2 separate regions of the Homo sapiens genome follow, and region 2 is linked to region 1. The links are chromatin loops, found by intact Hi-C in ENCODE. Cell type or tissue: PC-3. All regions are shown on one strand. Each heading gives the region's core, and the rest is flanking DNA. Links, peaks and the distances in the headings are about the cores only. Region 1 overlaps TMEM260 (transmembrane protein 260). Region 2 has its middle 80 kb from the start of TMEM260.

Evidence for each region. Hi-C counts contacts between places; a loop is a spot of excess contacts. Peaks named below come from ENCODE experiments on the same cell type or tissue, not always from the same donor. Only the 100,000 strongest peaks of a DNase experiment are listed, where the experiment ranks them.
Region 2: it touches region 1 in a loop (2.3-fold over the local background); 3 of 110 quality-filtered maps call a loop at or near these places.

The regions. Positions count from the first base shown.
Region 1 is chr14:56,584,480-56,587,401 of GRCh38, forward strand. TMEM260 (transmembrane protein 260) reads left to right here. Exons shown (of 16, transcript NM_017799.4): 2 at 522-553; 3 at 1,282-1,433. Among named protein-coding and RNA genes, the nearest start is that of TMEM260, 6.1 kb to the left of the region's middle. In PC-3, for the core only: a CTCF peak has its summit at 1,329; a DNase peak (open chromatin) is centred at 1,142; H3K4me3 peaks cover 483 bases; H3K27ac peaks cover 1,616 bases.
Region 2 is chr14:56,658,754-56,661,675 of GRCh38, forward strand. It overlaps a transcript of TMEM260 not described here. Among named protein-coding and RNA genes, the nearest start is that of TMEM260, 80 kb to the left of the region's middle. In PC-3, for the core only: a CTCF peak has its summit at 1,403 (motif pointing right); a DNase peak (open chromatin) is centred at 1,398; H3K27me3 peaks cover 476 bases.

The DNA of each region.
Region 1 (2,922 bases), core at 213-2,712:
ACGTGGAGTTAATAAACACTTGGAAATCATTTAAAGATATCCAGTGCAATTAATGTGGAGAAGATACCCAAATGCCAGTTTTAGGGTAGTATGGGACATTTTATGGAGTGTCCAAACCTCAGATGTCTGCGCATTTTACCTTACTATAAGGTTGTATCTTTATAGACTTTCGTGCTAATTTCTTGAGGGATAATAAAGCATATTACACTAATGCTCCAACAGTATTTGTATATTTGCAAGTGGATACAACTTTCAAGAGGGAAAATAAGCATTTTTTAAAGACCAGAATGTACCTATATTTCCACTGACCACTTCTTAAAGACTATCAAAGATAGTTTGTTCAATAAGACCTAAAGGAGAAAATATTCTTAGACTATTTCATGCTGTTAAATCTCTACAGATTTACAGTTTTATCCAGTCAAATTAATGCAAAACCCCAATGCAAGCATTTGGATTTTGAAAACTTTGGAGGAGTGTCATTCTCTAATAGTAATTATTGGTTTTACATTATTTTTTCACAGGGGAACTGATCACAGCCGCACATGAGCTTGGAGTAAGTATTAGTTTTATTGTTTAATCAATGCTCTCATTAACAGTTTTAGGAATTAAGAAAGTTTAATTAAGCATGGAGTAAAGTAGATTAATTTATTTTCAAACCCCCGTTTTTAGTAACTTATAAGTACAGTACGTGACAATTTACTTTAAGTTTTAAATCCAATTAAACTAAATTATAAAGCAAAGCCTTTACTATATATACAGTAGCTGCCTTATTATCACCCCAAATTTTGTATAAGCTGTGGGGAATAAAATAAATCGGGTTAACAGTTTTAATAAGTTTATTATTTAATAAACTTTATTATGGTGCATGATCCCTTCAGGCAAGACCTTACGACTGTCAGCATGGTGGTAATCCGATAGCAGTGTGGTCTTTCAACTTTCTAACCAATACGATATTTCAGAACCTGCTTTTTTTCAATAGCCTTTTAAATGACCCTAATGTACTGTGAACCCAGAGAACAAACTGCTTAAGAACTGACAATGAAATATGTCACCCTTTCTCTGGGTGACGCACCATGTGATAGACGCTGCCAAATCCACTAAAGAAAATATTTATTTGTATTGCCTCAAGAGGATTACAATAGAAAACCACTATTCAAACATTTAGTCATTGGTGCCTAATCTTTATAGCTGCTTGAGAAAAGGGCTACTTTTCAATTAAGGCCTGTGGGACTCTTCCTTTCCTAGATGAAAACCTTCTAACTGTTGCTAATTTTTCCGTAGGTTGCCCATCCTCCTGGCTATCCTTTGTTCACGCTGGTGGCTAAACTGGCAATTACACTGTTTCCTTTTGGTTCAATTGCCTACCGCGTCAATCTTCTCTGTGGCTTATTTGGAGCAGTAGCTGCATCATTACTTTTTTTCACCGTTTTCAGGTAAAGTAGTTGATTAGTTAAAATTAATTTTGAGCAGTTGGAGATGTAGATTTCTTATGGCTCAAGTACATACATTAAAAAAATCTTTTGTTGCTTGGTTTCCCTAACACATGTGATTTCACTTTCTTAATTTATAATACTTTCATATGCATTTGACCCCTCAAATGATTACACAGTTGGTTTTGTTTCCTACAGTGGAGTGAAGGTGTCACCAGTTCATTATCACAGTTCTCTGATTAGGCAGAACTAATGAGGTTTGTCATTTTGTGAAGATGCAGATGGGCCAGTTTAATTCAACAATATGAGGTTCATCTTTTGGTAAATGGTAAATATCATTTAATTATTCACAGTATTGCTGACGAGCAGCTGCCTATCAGGTCCAGGGCTAATACCTAATTATATTGTATTCTAAATATGAACATGTTGTATACTTTCTGAAATAAGGATATTAACTAAGGAAATCAATTTGGGATGTGGTTTTAGTAAGGTTTCACTCTGCTCCGTTATGGCTGTAGTAAAGGTAGGCAAATTAGATCCCAAGTAATTCATTGATAGAAGACTTTCTTAGGTTGGAAGTCTACCCTGCTTTTAAAACATTGGTCATTAGTTTAGAATGCTGGTAACCCATTGTCTTTGATGTTCTGTCTCCTTCATTCTTAACTCAGTGCATCCTATACCTAAGAGGATTATAGTGAAAAATACAAATTACACTTTCTGCAAAAGGAAAAACCAAATTAAAACACTTCTTCTAAAAACTTTTGCATGTCTTACTATAAAACAAATGATTTCTGTAGGTAAATATAATTTGAATAGGTACAATTTCAAATGTCTTTTTTGGAGACCAATATTTTTATTTGTGTCAAAGTCATAATACTGCCCTTTAGCCAAATTCTAAATTCTCTTTTAATTATTTATAGAAAGATAAGAGTTAGTATAATTATAACTCTGAAGTTTACTTTTGATCTGTATGTGAAAAAACTTTCAGATTCAAGTATTGTAACTGTTGATCTTTTCCCAAATTGTTATATTATTAAATTTGTTATTTTAGTCTTTATGAAATATTTAAAATAATGTTTCTGCTTAGATTCATTAGTACTATTAATATTTTTCTTTTTCTCAATGGTTAGGATAATTTTTATTAGAATTGTTCCTTCTGAGTCTTTTGTAATTAATAATCTGTCAGTATTTCCACTGAGAGAAAAAGTGTTTTTTGTTTTTAAATATCTAGGTTGAATGGGAACTTCCTTGTTCTGTATTGAATGAGTATATTATTAATTTTCACAAGATACTTTAGAACAAAAACATTTAAAGAAGACTAATATATTCATTTTGATAGTCTGTATTTTAGATCATTTATGTAACATAGACATATATTTAAATGTTATATAGCTATAAATAGCTCTTTGTGCAAGTAAAGGGATTCATTTTCTAAAACTTTTCCATGTTTTTCAACATTATTAATTGTTGATACCATTCCATATGAGAACTA
Region 2 (2,922 bases), core at 177-2,676, 74 kb after region 1:
AAAGTCTCACTCTGCCACCCAGGCTGGAGTGCAATGGTATGATCTCAGCTCACCGCAACCTCCGCCTCCCAGGTTCAAGCGATTCTCCTGCCTCAGCCTCCCAAGTAGCTGGAATTACAGGCATGTGCCACCATGCCCAGCTAATTTTGTATTTTTAGTAGAGACAGGGTTTCTCCATGTTGGCCAGGCTGGTCTTGAACTCCCGACCTCAGTTGATCCGCCCACCTCAGCCTCCCAAAGTGCTGGGATTACAGGCATGAGCCATCACGCCCAACAAAAAATACTATTATTAGAAATAGTGGTGAAATCTGAATTTAAATCTATAGTGTGGTTAATAGTAAGTATTGCACTAATGTCCCAGCTTCTTGGTTTTGATCATTATGTAAGATATTAAGGTGAGTGAAGTTGGATGAAGGGTAGACAGGAACTTTCTGAACTATTGTTGCAACTTTTCTGTAATTCTAAAACTATTTAGGAATAAAAGAGGGTTTTTGTTTTTTGGTTTTTGTTTTTTTTTTTTTTTAGTTTTAAAAGCAAGGCACTCCTTTTCCCCCTTTACTCCTTGTCATTCTTTGTTAACTACTGCTTTAGGCCTCAAGACAAACAATAGATAGGACAGTGGTCTTTATGACTTGGGTGCACCAATGATCAAAGAGACACAATCCCTAAGGCCAAAGGCCACAGGCCTGCCACCAGCCTAGTCGTTAGGGTAGGTAGCTCTCGACCCTGGGCCTGAGCCTCTTCCTAGTAGCTGTCTAGGTGGACCTGGGTGAGAACTGGGCAGCCCCAGGGAGCCTGAAGCTCTGTTTTCAGCACCTTGGGAGGCTCCGGAGAGGCCGATGGGATTAAATTCCCCTCAAAGCCACTGGGCTCACACCCAGCTTGAAGACAGCAGGATCTAGTCGGGGATTATTCTTCCAGTCCGGGTTTCTCTCTTCAGGCAGCCACTACGGAGAAGAGGGAGTGGAGGCGAAGCACCCTTAATACCCTCATTCTTTCAAAAGATGAGTCAGGTTTTTGTAGCTTCATTAGCATTTGCAGATAAAAATACATTTTAAGTGGCATTATGCTAAGTAATTATTCTTAGAAGATGTGAAATTAAACACATTTTACTCAGCATGAAATTATTCCTGCCACGTACTGAGTTTTGTGACAGCTTGAGAGTTTGGACAGTGGGTTGCAAGAAGGGGAGAAGCAATCTATGTACTTAAAAAAAAAACCCAAAATATTTTACCAAAGGTAAGTCCTTGTAGCGAAATGATTTGGCTGGATGGAATATTAAACCTGCTACTATAAATTTCACGCCTTGCATTCCTAAAGCAGATGCAGAGTGATGATGCCAAAAATTAATTGGAAATAATGCGACTTGCCTTGTGTACTCTATCCAGTAGAGGGCATAGCAGATAAGCATTGTGTGTGTTGGTGACTTAGCAACTGATAAGGCTTGTTTGTAATTGCTTCTGTAAAGATATGTAGCAGCATGCTTGGATGCTTATTTACATTTAGGAATGTGGTTCGGAATAGGAGGTGTAGATTTATAACTTTGGTTTTGTCTGTCAATACGTGGGAGACTTTTGGTTGTTGCAAGCATTATATTTACCAATGCGCAATGTTAAATTGCTGGATTTAATTGTTACAGTACAGTGAATTATTCTATTATTTCTTACTTTTTTATCCCAAGGAAAATTCAAACTTTCCAGGCTTAAGGGCAGGATAAAATGGCTCTGAGCATGTCAACGTCTCAAGAGCACATTATTTTCTTATTGGATTGTATTAACTTTACAGATGGAAATTTGAAGGAGAATTAGAAGGCTTAGAGATGGGGAATTTGGAGAAGAAAAGAATAATGTCCTAAGATTTCTGGAGGGGCTAACTGGTAAGTCATTTTGAAAGCTGCTGATGCTAATTCTCATAGCAAAAGACATAGCAGATCCTAAAATTATCAGGAATGAGGCATGAGGCACAGAATTGCTAAGAAGGAAGTGAATCTTGTGTCACACTAAGAATTGCCAAAGGATTATTCAGGTTCTGTCTCTGTCTCGCTCTCTCTTCTCTACCTGTTACAATTGGCACAGATTTTTCTTATGTAAACTCTTAATAGTGCACCTGTCCACAAGCTGGGTGAAGGGTGTTTGGCAGTTCCACTTAGTTTAAAAACCAAACACAGTCTCCTGCCTCAAATACACACATTTGTTCTGAAGGGACAGCAACATGACATATGTAAACAAACATTCATCCATAGGCACTCTGGTTTGCAGCTGAAGGAAAAGCTGGAGGCGGGAGTGGGGACACAACATAATAAAACCAAACAGACAACCATGCTAAAGAAAAAGGCACCAGCCTCCCTCCCACTACTGCCCAGGTGTCAGGTGGCTGCAGGAGGCAACCACAGACTGTCCTGTCCACGCTGGAGGATCCAACCCTGGGCCAGGTACCAGCCTAGTGGGTCTGGAATCCTGGTGGTCGCCACCCCTCCTCCTCCTAGACTCTGCCTCTCCTCTGGAATTCTTCCCCACAATTGTGGATGCTTCCATAGGATCTGAGGTGAGAGGCGTGGGAAAATGAAAAAGGGGAGAAACCACAAAGCCTGCTTCTGGGTAGGGAACCAGGAATGCCCTCGGTGGTGGAGCAGGAGACTTGCTTTTCACTCTGTGCCCTTGTTAGCTCTGAATTTTGTACCATGAGCAAGTGTTACCCAATCTTAAAATGGATAGACAGACAGGTAGTTGGTGAAAGAAAGAAAAAGCAAGAAAGAAGGAAGGAAGGGAGGGAAGGAGGAAAGGAGGGAGGGAGGGAGGGAGGGAGGGAAAGAGGGAAGGGAGGAAGGGAGGGAAGGAAGGAATTAAAAAAGGGAAAATTGTAGTGAAACAGGACCTGGCCTAAAGGAATGACTAGCCAATTCCTAGACTTGTTCTCATGGTC